2 separate regions of the Homo sapiens genome follow, and region 1 is linked to region 2. The links are chromatin loops, found by intact Hi-C in ENCODE. Cell type or tissue: heart left ventricle. All regions are shown on one strand.

Evidence for each region. Hi-C counts contacts between places; a loop is a spot of excess contacts. Peaks named below come from ENCODE experiments on the same cell type or tissue, not always from the same donor. Only the 100,000 strongest peaks of a DNase experiment are listed, where the experiment ranks them.
Region 1: it touches region 2 in a loop (1.9-fold over the local background); 4 of 110 quality-filtered maps call a loop at or near these places.

Annotation. Positions count from the first base shown.
Region 1 is chr15:65,209,718-65,214,717 of GRCh38, forward strand. It overlaps CILP (cartilage intermediate layer protein), which reads right to left and starts at 1,756. Exons shown (of 9, transcript NM_003613.4): 1 at 1,711-1,756; 2 at 1-144. The coding sequence starts at 38. RefSeq lists an enhancer at 2,385-3,286. In heart left ventricle, a CTCF peak has its summit at 2,534; DNase peaks (open chromatin) are centred at 1,794 and 3,690; H3K4me3 peaks cover 401 bases; H3K27ac peaks cover 1,549 bases.
Region 2 is chr15:65,382,421-65,387,420 of GRCh38, forward strand. IGDCC4 (immunoglobulin superfamily DCC subclass member 4) reads right to left here. Exons shown (of 20, transcript NM_020962.3): 17 at 4,131-4,236; 18 at 3,411-3,639; 19 at 2,534-2,695; 20 at 1-1,999. The coding sequence ends at 1,589. Among named protein-coding and RNA genes, the nearest start is that of IGDCC3, 6.9 kb to the left of the region's middle. RefSeq lists enhancers at 2,348-2,959, 2,834-2,883, 2,894-2,943, 2,964-3,083. In heart left ventricle, CTCF peaks have their summits at 2,584 (motif pointing right) and 3,368 (motif pointing left); DNase peaks (open chromatin) are centred at 2,611, 3,051 and 3,341; H3K4me3 peaks cover 1,092 bases.

The DNA.
Region 1 (5,000 bases), 170 kb before region 2:
ACCAGGAAGGAGAACACCCAGGCCTTGGTCCCCACCATCTTTCCCCCAAGCCCGTGGGAACGTGGCAAGAGGTAGATGTGGGTGCTTCACAGAGTCACTGACTCTGGAATGCGGTCCCCTGGGAAGTTTCTCAGATCCAGTGACCTGTAAAGAAACAAAGCTTGTCAGGTTTCATATTTCTGAATCACCGCTTATGGCTCAAGCAGAAATATTTCTTGACCTGTCAAGGAGGGAAAGGTGGACAGAATGATATGAAAGTGATATCTGCCTGAGTTGTGAAACCAGGTAGCTTGGGAGGTGCAGAGGCTCAGAATCTGAGTTCAAATGAGGCAGACTAGGTTCCATCCCTGGGGGTAGGCTCCAGGGCCCCACATGGAGATGAGGCACAAGGACAAGCAGGGGCGAGGAGGTTCCTTGCAATGAGGAGAGTCCAGGGCTCACCCCCAGCAGCCTCTTGGTGACTCGTCACTTCTAAAACCCAGGCCTGAGGGGCATTTGTTTTGCCATCCTTTGATGGAGTTCACACTCTCACACAGGCGGGTACATATTAAGGCCGTGAAGACTTGGCTCCGACTCCAGTGGCCTCTCATAAGGCAGGCTGGCTGGAGGGTGCAGATGCCTCGGACATACCACCTCCATGAACACATTCCCAGATGTGCACGGGCTGCAGCTGGAACACATTTCTGGCCTTTTTGTTTGGGGCCTGACTGGGAGTTACACAGCCAGGAGCCAGCTGACGGAAAGCAGAGGGGATGCATTGTGAGAGGCCAGGGCTCCCCAGTAACTGCTGAGCGTGGGTGAGGAACTGCAAGGGTCAGGAGAGGAAAGCAGGCCTGGGACAAGGGCAAGGAACTATGGGGCGTGCGTGGCCCAGGCCGCAGCTGAGCAGAACATTTTTATGTCTCCCCAGAGCTCCGGCCAACCCAGAATCTGACTCGTTTCTGGGGATTCAAAAGTGGTTCCCTTCAACATCCTAAGTCCAGGGTGTGGTAGGAAAGGGAAGAGTCCTCCTCTCTAAAAAATACACATATCTGAAAACACTGGGATATTCCAGGGGAAGAAAAAACCAGTCCCATGCTGCAGACCTTCTAGCTCTAAAACCACTGGCCCCACCACTACCTGTTTCTCGGATGAGGGAGCAGAGTCACCAGGACGTCCCAAAGGCCTCCACATTGTGTGTATCCCTCTGGGCTCCAAGCAGGGAGCTGAGCAGTCTGCTGGCCTGCACTGCATTCAGCCTGAGCCTGAGCCTGCTCCAGGGATGTCTGGAGGCTGAGGTGGCCTGAGACACCTTGTGGAAAAACCATTTCCCATCTGGCAGCCCACAGAGGTTTCTCAGCATCTCCGCCGTTTCCTCAGCATATGCCCTGATGGTTAGGCTTGCCATCCCACGCTCCTCAGAACACTTGGACAAAGCAGACTGGCTGACCGCAGGGAATAAAGCAGGGCACCCAGAGGTATGGAAACCCTAAGTGGGACCATCTGGGGGTTCCTGTCCTCAGGTGGGGGAGGGAGAGGACTTTGGGCCAATGGGGGAAAGCAGATTCCCAAAGCAGAAAGGGAGTCTTCTCTGTGGGAGATGAAGGATCAGGCAGCAAAAAGTGGGGGGAAGTGGGGAGAAGGGAATGGAGTAGTCAGGGGAGGGCAGGAGCAGTTGAGTCCAGCAGTGGGGTGCAGGGATGGGGTGAGGGGAATAGGAGTGGAGCTCACCGTGTCTTGAGCAGGACTCCTCAGCTGGGGGTCCAAGCCTTCGCCTCTCCAGCAGTCCAGTGCCGGCCTTATATAGCACAGCTGGTGGCTCAGCCTGTGGCAGCCAGCCAGAGGAAGCAGCAGCGAAACCAGATCTGAGCATGAGCCTCCCTCTCCCCTCCCCATGTCCCCTTGCAGTTCACAGAGGCCAGGATTTTATGTCCAGATCCTAAGGAGGAGATGCCGCAGGACCTGGTGATGGGCCAGGTGGGCAGTGGCCTGGGGCATCACAGTCCAGAGCAGAGAGAGGGGTCAGGAGGTGGGCTGGGCACTAGAAACAGCCCTGGGAAGGGGCCACGGGGAATTCTAGATCTGGGCAGCATTTCATGGCCCGGGGGATGGTGTGCTCTTGCCTAAGCCTAGCTTGCTGATGCCCCACATTCCCCTGGCCCTGGCTCGCCCACACAGAGAAAAGACTTTGCTGGTCTTAGCACATACTCCAAACACTCTTAGGCACACAGGCCACCTTGGCCTCTCAGCTGGGTGTGTCTGGTCTGAGTTGGGCAACTACTCAGCTTCTCTGGCTTCTGAGGGAACACTCAGGGAACCTCAGAAGGGATAAGGGACAAAAGAATTGTGGGGCATAGGTTGTCAGCTGGTGAGAACAGTTCTTCCTTTCTCCCCCCCACTTCCATCTGAGTGCCTGCTGGTACCCACTGAGACCCCAGAGCTCCAGCATGTGGACTCTTCTGAGACCCTGATGCTCATATATGTGCATGCGTGTGAGTACGTGTCTGCCTTCAGGTATAGGCATCCACCAGCATGTGAACAGCCAGTGTTACCCATAGGGGGCGTATGCAGCTGCATGTGCTCTGGGGCTTCACACCCCCACTCCCGGCCCCCTGGCCCCAGCATGAGGTTATCTGTTTGCACAGACACTGGTTCTCTAATTTTAGCATGTGTTAGAATCACCTGGAGGGCGGTTAAAGCAGATTTCTGGACCCCACACCCAGAGTTTCTGATTCAGTGGGGCCTGAGACTTTGCATTCTAACAAGTTCCCAGATGAGATTGATGCTGTTGGTTCATGGATCACATTTTGAGATTGACTGGTCACAGTGATAGAGCCCCAGTTGAAGGAAGAAGATGAAGAGCGAGTGTACTAAGGACCACAGTGGGAGCTTCCCAGGTCCTGCCCCATGTAGCAGGCTCATCTAGCCTGGGCTGGGCTTCCTGCCTCATGCCAGCAACTGGAGATGGAGGCCTGGTCCTGTGGCCATCCACGCCAGGGTCAGCTCACTCTCTCCACATACCTTTACCGAGCTCTTATTCCCAGGCTCTAGACTGGGCACTGGGAAGGCACAAGAAAAGAGATGTATCCTTGCACTCAGAGGAAAGAGCCTCACGTGGAAATGATCCCGTAGTACAACAGTGCATACCCACATGCCAGAGAGTTCTGTGTGTGTGTGTTTATGCCTTTTCCTGTGTGTATGTGTCTTTCTGTGTGTGTGTGTGTATGTGTGCGTAAGAGCTGTTTTTTCTGAGCATTGCCTTTGACAAGATATACTGGGAGGCTGGGTGGAGTGGCTCACGCCTGTAATCCCAACACTGTGGGAGACAGGGGCGGGTGGATCACTTGAGGTCAGGAGTTCAAGACCAGCCTGGTCAACATAGTGAAACCCATCTCTACTAAAAATAGAAAAACTAGCCAGGCATGGTGGAGTGTGCCTGTAATCCCAGCTACTTGGGAGACTGAGGCAGGAGAGTGGCTTGAACCCAGGAGGCAGAGGATGCAGTGAGTTGAGATCGTGCCACTGCACTCCAGCCTGGGTGACAGAGTGAGACTTGGTCTAAAAAAAAAAAAAAAAAAATCTGCTGGGGAAGAGAGTGGGGGTGGAGAAAGGATGTTGAGCAGCATGGTTCCCAAGTAGACCTGGGGCATAGATCTGATTTGCTTTATCTCCTGGAGCCCCGTCTCCCTCCTGGCCACCAGCCCTTGGTTCATAAGCCCTGTAGTTGGCCCTAGTCTGGTCCAACTTGTCAGAGCCAAGCCATGACTCAGTTTCAGCCATGGCTTTGACTGCAGACGTCTGAACTGAGTGAACCCCATGTGAAATCTGATGGCCTAAGGAATAGACAGACAGACAGGCTGAGCCACAATCCCCAGATCAAAGGACAGGAGAAAAATTGAAATTTGGAATTCAGAAGCCTAGTCCTGGCTGTTTCTGATTCTGATATGCGACCGTGAACTAGCAAGAACCCAAGTAACCCTGGGCCTCAGGTGTGCAACGGGAGATGGACTGAGTGAGTTTGCAGGCCCCTGCCAGCTCTGAGATTGCAAGGTTTGAGATATACAGATGCTCTTTGGCTTATAGTAATGTCCCAATAAACCCACTGTAAGTTGAAAATATCATAAGTAAAAAAAATACGCTTAATGCACCTAACCTACTGAACATCAGAACTTAGCCTAGCCTACCTTAAATATGTTCAGAACACTTACATTAGCCTACAGTAGCCTACAGTTGTACGAAACCATCTAACAAAAAGCCTATTTTACCATAAAGTATTGATTATCTCATGTGATACATTGAATACTGTACTGAAAGTGAAAAACACAATGGTTGTACAGGAAAGTACAGTTTCTACTGAATTTGTGTCACATTTGCACATCATAAAGTCGGAAAATTGTAACTTGAATCATCCTAAGTTGGGGACCATCTGTACTGACAGCAAACAGAGCTGGGAGGAGAGAGTGGAGGGAACGACTGCTCCTACGTGTCTGGCAGAAGTCAGAGGAGCCAGTGTGGAGTCAAGGTCAGGAGGAAGTCCAGAGAAGCAGATATGACCACCAAGGCTGGATAAGGACAGCAAGAGAGATACACAGGAAAGGAAGGTAGTGGGAGGTAAACCAGAGGGCAAGGTCAGGGTAATCAGCTGCTCTCCAAGGCCTTCATTCTGTGGAATGCCAGGGTGGGTAAGAGACGCCTCCCCAGCCTCCCAGTCACCTCCATCTCTTTCTGTAGTGGGAGGCAGGGTACCCTATGGGTGAGGATTGGGCAAAGTGGAGTGTTTTAGGCCAGGATTCCTGCCTGGGTCTCCTCATTCAGCCCAGCACTCACACTGAGGCCCTCACTTACCTAGCCCCAAGTGGCCAGTGCGTGTTAATATGGTAAGTACAGGGTTGAGGGCTGCGTTCCAATTCCACCATGCCATTTCCGTCCACCTGTCTCATATCTTGCCTCCTCCCATACTCCCATCAGAGTCCTTTCCTGTCTCCAAGTAGGAATGAGCTGTGTGAGCTGCACAGGGCTAG
Region 2 (5,000 bases):
AAAAAAGGAAAAATGGACTGGTTATTTCGAATTTGGCCCAGAAGGCAGAGTTAACTCTTGATGTGCCAATCAGACATCATTAGGGAGTAAAGACCCTAACATTCTATGCTCCTATGAGAGGGCTGAGGTGAAAAACCAAATAAATGACATTGTTTTCACTACACAGAAAATAGAAGTCAAGCTTGTCCCTGTGCGGCAGGTGAACAGAAAATGACTTGAGGATTCAATTTAAAGAAAAAACAAACTGAAATGAGCTACCCCTTTTCCTGTGCAAAGACCTCCTTGCCAGCACCCCAGAGGGTGAGATTCCTGTCATCCCCAATCCAGATCAAGTCAAGCCTCACAGGGTGGGAAGGGCCTCCCTGAACTCTCACTCCCCTTCTCTTCCTTTAGCTTCTTCTGGAAGAGAGGCCCAAATCATCTCCATCCAGTAAACTTGCCCCCCTGCATAGAAGGGAGGGCATCTTTTTATTCTGAGCCTCTGGATCACAGCCCCCTTCCCTGTCTCAAACATTCCCCTCTATGACTTGGATCCATCCATGGAGAACCCTTGGATCCCAATCCCAAAGGCAAGATGCAGGGAAGCCAGAAGATCTTCTCCACACCCGCACTGGGCGTGGGTGGGCTGCCTGGGGCAGGGCAAGCAGAAGCACTGAGTGAAGAGGAGGCAGGAGGATGGCAGGCGAGTGCGCGGCAGCCGCGGATACAGGAAGGGCACGGGGGCCTTGAAGCAGACATGAGGTAGTCACGTTGTTAGAGAAGGATGCAGAGTTTGAACCCAGGCAGGAGAACAAGATGACATAGTCTGGGAGAGGTGTGAGAGATAGCAGAGGAAGGAAAACAGGAGAGAGGAAAGGAAAGAGTATCTGGGAGCAGGAGAAGGGCACTGGTGCTGGGAGAGCGAGGTGACTGGGAGACAGAACACTAGAGCAGCCAGGGGCAAGGAAGGAGGGGAAGAGTGAGAGAAAGCGGATTTTCAAAACCAGGCACTTCCCAGATTACAAAATTAAATGCAGAGTTGCTCGGAGGGGAGCCAGGGCCACCCTCTCTATTTGGGCAATAAGGAGCTGGGAGGTGATGCAGCTGAAATGCCAGGCATTCAGAGCCTGCTTGCACCCAACCCAGCCAGACAGGAGAATGGGCTGGGACTGTCTTTGTCAGACAGGCATTGGAGACACTCTCAGAGTGTGTAATAAAAGGCTGGGCGATGGAGGTGGGGGCCCACAGGGCTGGGGACTGACCACTGTGGGGCACCGTTCTGACCTGGAGGACCAATCAGGCTGTAGTGACCACTGCCTGGGCCACGGTTTCCCAGCTCAACAACCAGTACGCATACATGCACTTCACACATGTGCACATCACATGTAGCTATGTCTCGTATGTCTTTCACATGTCACATGTGTATCACAAAGAGTATGGGGGGAGTGAATAATCCATGTTTTCCTCTCCCCTCAGCCAAAGCAACTTAGGAAGCTCCAAAGGGCTTGATGATGTATCTACAGGCACACATGTGGACATACACGGCCACAGGTATCGCATCCTATGTGATCCATACCTGCCTGCCCCAAACCACATCCTCTGGGAAGAGCTAGGCAGAGGAGGAGACCGGGGATCTGGGCAGGCCTGGGCTGGCTCCTAGAGGGCAGGGGGATTTGAGCTGGCAGCTATCTCCAGGGGTCTCCTCTAGCACCTCGCCTGGCTGGAGGTCCGGGTAGGAGCAGGAAGCACTGGCTGCCTCTGGCAAGCAGGTAAGTCTGTCTGGCCCGGGGGCTGCCAGCTCACACCCTCCCAACTCCCTGTCCAGCCAGGCTGCCCCCTGCCCTGGATCCCCAACACCCGAGATGAGATCAGGAGCCTCTGGAGGCAGGGGGTCCTCAGGCTCCAGGTCTTGGAGATGGAGGTCAGGGTTCCCGTTAGATGCACTAAAGTCAGAGTGGACAATGACTTCAGCCTCCACCTGGTTCCTGCAGGCTGGGGGTGACTTCTTCCTCCCATTGCCCTGATCAGAGCAGAGAACACAAAGACAAAGTGACCATTACTGAGAGTAATCATCAGAATGACCAGCGTACGTGGGGCAGAAAGTCTGACCCTCCATCAGAGTAAGTATCACATGGGAGTCGGTGAAGGATACACAGGAACTGTTCGAACCTATACAAAGGCAGGGAATGATGGAATACTTCCCATTTGCCCTCATCCAGGAGTTTCAGGAGTACCAGACTCAGTCAGGGCCTCTGGGGACAGGAGGAAGGGCTGAGCGTACTCAGGCCAGCCACACCCTCAGATCCACGGAACTGCTGTGGCCCACTTAGGTCTGGGTAGAGGAGGGGCTGTTTTCAACCCAGGTTGAAACAGGTTCCTGCAAACTGGCCTGCCCTCCACCTACTCAACCTTTGGAGGCTCCAGGGGTCTCCTGGCTAGACTTCTATCCCCAGGAAAGTTACCACCCAGGGGTCTCCAGAGAACTCATTACTTCCTCTTCACAAGCACAGAGACCCTTTCCTCCTTTCCTGCCCCTTCCTTCCAGGACGCTGACCTTTATGGCGTCGTACACCAGAGCCTGCAGCAACAGCGTCTGCCCAGTTCCAGCAGGGGGCAGCAGGGCCCGGGTCAGAGCCGGCCGGGGGCCTGCCTGGGGCAGCTCACAGCCTGCCCAGGAACCAGCCCAGCTCAGCCCGCTTGGTTGAGCCCAGGAGATCTGCACGGGGGAAAGAAGGGGACAGTAAGGGGCACGACCAGGATTGGCTGGGAGAGGGAAGCCCGGGGGAGGGAATTGGGATGGGCCGCGGGGGAGCAGGGTCCAGACTGTCACCCGCTGCTCTCTCCCTCTCCAAGGCTCTGGGGAGGAGCATCGAAAGGGCTCAGAGTCAGCGGGGTAATCTGAGGATGAGTCCTCCTGCAGAGGAGCGGAACACCAGACGCTCTGCAAAGCCCGCGGTGTCCGAGCCAGGCGGGGAGAGGGTGAGGGAGGACGGGTCGGAGTTGGGTGGGATGTGCCGCCCCTGCCAGCATGAAAGGGACCAGCCCAGCGAAGGCCTCACCTTATCCTGGTCCCAGTCCCACTTGGCCACAGCCAAGCCGACTGGCCTCTTCTCCCCACACGGGGATGTCTGGGTCTCAGAGGTCTCCCCAGCTCCAGGGATGAGGAGGGAGCTGGGTGTTCTGGCTACCCTGGGTCACCTGCTGGGAGGCCCTTTCCTTCGTGAGAACCAAGCTGACCTATTCCGCCGGGATATGGAGGCCCATGTGCTTCCCTGACAGCCAACCATTCCGTGGAGGAGGGAGAGAGGCCCTAGCGTCCGCAGCCGGCTCCGAAGAGGAGGTAGAGCCATGCTCGCATAGCCACGCGTTGTGCTCTGTCGCCCCCTGGTGTCCTATTTAGAAAAGAGCCGCAATGTGGGGCTCTGACTTACCTTTCTTTTGGAGTGACTCCGGCCTTCAGAAACACCGCCACCCATAAGGCTGTGCACTTCAGCCCTGTCCTCCACGTCTGAGGGTGGCGGGGACCAGTCCTGGGGATGGGGGTGCACAAGGGACTCCAATTCATGGGCAGCTGGGGGGCTGGGGGGGCCAAGCCGAGCTCTGGAGTACAGCGCGGGATTCCCGGGGGTGGCGGTGGAGGACAGGCCTGGGAGGGATTCCCTGGAAGGGAAGACGGAAAACAAGGCATAGCGGTCAGAGTAAGGGGTCAGGCGGGGCTGGGATCTGGTCCAGCCTATGTCTCTGGGGAGGTTCCTGCCCATCTCTGGGATTTGCTTTCCTGGTCTGTGCAATGAGTAAGAAAAACTGCTATTGTTCAAAACAGCCTGATGCTGTAAACAGGGCTCTTCTTCCCTTGGCTGCAGGCATCTGGAGATTTGGGGCCCCTCTTTCCAAGATGCTGGCAGCTACAGAGGAAGTGGGAGTGAGGCAGTTCTGTTGGCCTTGCTGAGGAGGGTAGGCTGGGGCTCCCCTAAGTCCACTCCCCATTCTCAGGAGGACATCATCCCTGATTCCTTCATCCCAGAGTCCTGACTTTAACGGGGCTCCTGGGAGTGCCAAGGGCAAGTCATGGCCACTTTCCCTGATGGCCCATTCTGCAGCCCTTCCTGGAAGTCTCCCTTCCCTGAAGTCAGACTGGCTCCCCTGCTCACCTGTGGGGGCTGCGGCGCAGGCCAGCACACATGCAGGCCAGGAGGCAGAGGAGGCCCAGGCAGACACCCACGATGATGCCCGTGACTGAGTGCATGTCCAGCGAGTCTGGTGGGGGAGAGAGAGGCACAGAGCAGGTCAGGACAGAGGAAGGGCACAGGGCATAGATCAGGACTATCCATGGCTTTCTCAGGAGACACCAGCTGGACCCTCACCCTTCAGATGCTCACAATCTTCTGATACAAGGACAGGAGGGCCCTGAGCCTCACAGAAACTACTACTACCTCTCCCTCTGACTGTCCTCCCTAAAACACACCCAGAAGTTATGGTCTCTCTGCCTCAAACTGGCCTTTGGTGAAGCACGTGTTGCCTGCTCCCAGGGCTGTTGCATGGGTGTGCAACATGTGCAGGTGCGCAGACCCCATGCTTGGATGGACCCCACGCTTGAGTTCATGCTCTGCTGTCACCACCTTAAAATTCTAATTTTTTTTCTTTTGAGACAGGGTCTTGCTCTGTCACCCAGGCCGGAGTGCAGTGGCATGAACACGGCTCGCTGTAGCATCAACCTCCTGGGCTCAAGTGATCCTCCCACCTCAGCCTCCCAAGCAGCTGTGACCACAGGCATGAGCTACCACACCCAGATAATTTTTAAATTTTTTGTGGAGACAGGGTCTCACCATGTTGTCCAGGCTGGTCTCCAACTCCTGGCCTCAAGTGATCCTCTCACCTCAGCCTTCCAAAGTGCATAAGCACTTTGGATTACAAGCACAAGCCACCATGCCCGACCTCTAGCTTTTTTTGTTTTTGTTTTTGTTTTTGAGACGGAGTCTCGCTCTGTTGCCCAGGCTGGAGTGCAGTGGCATGATCTCGGC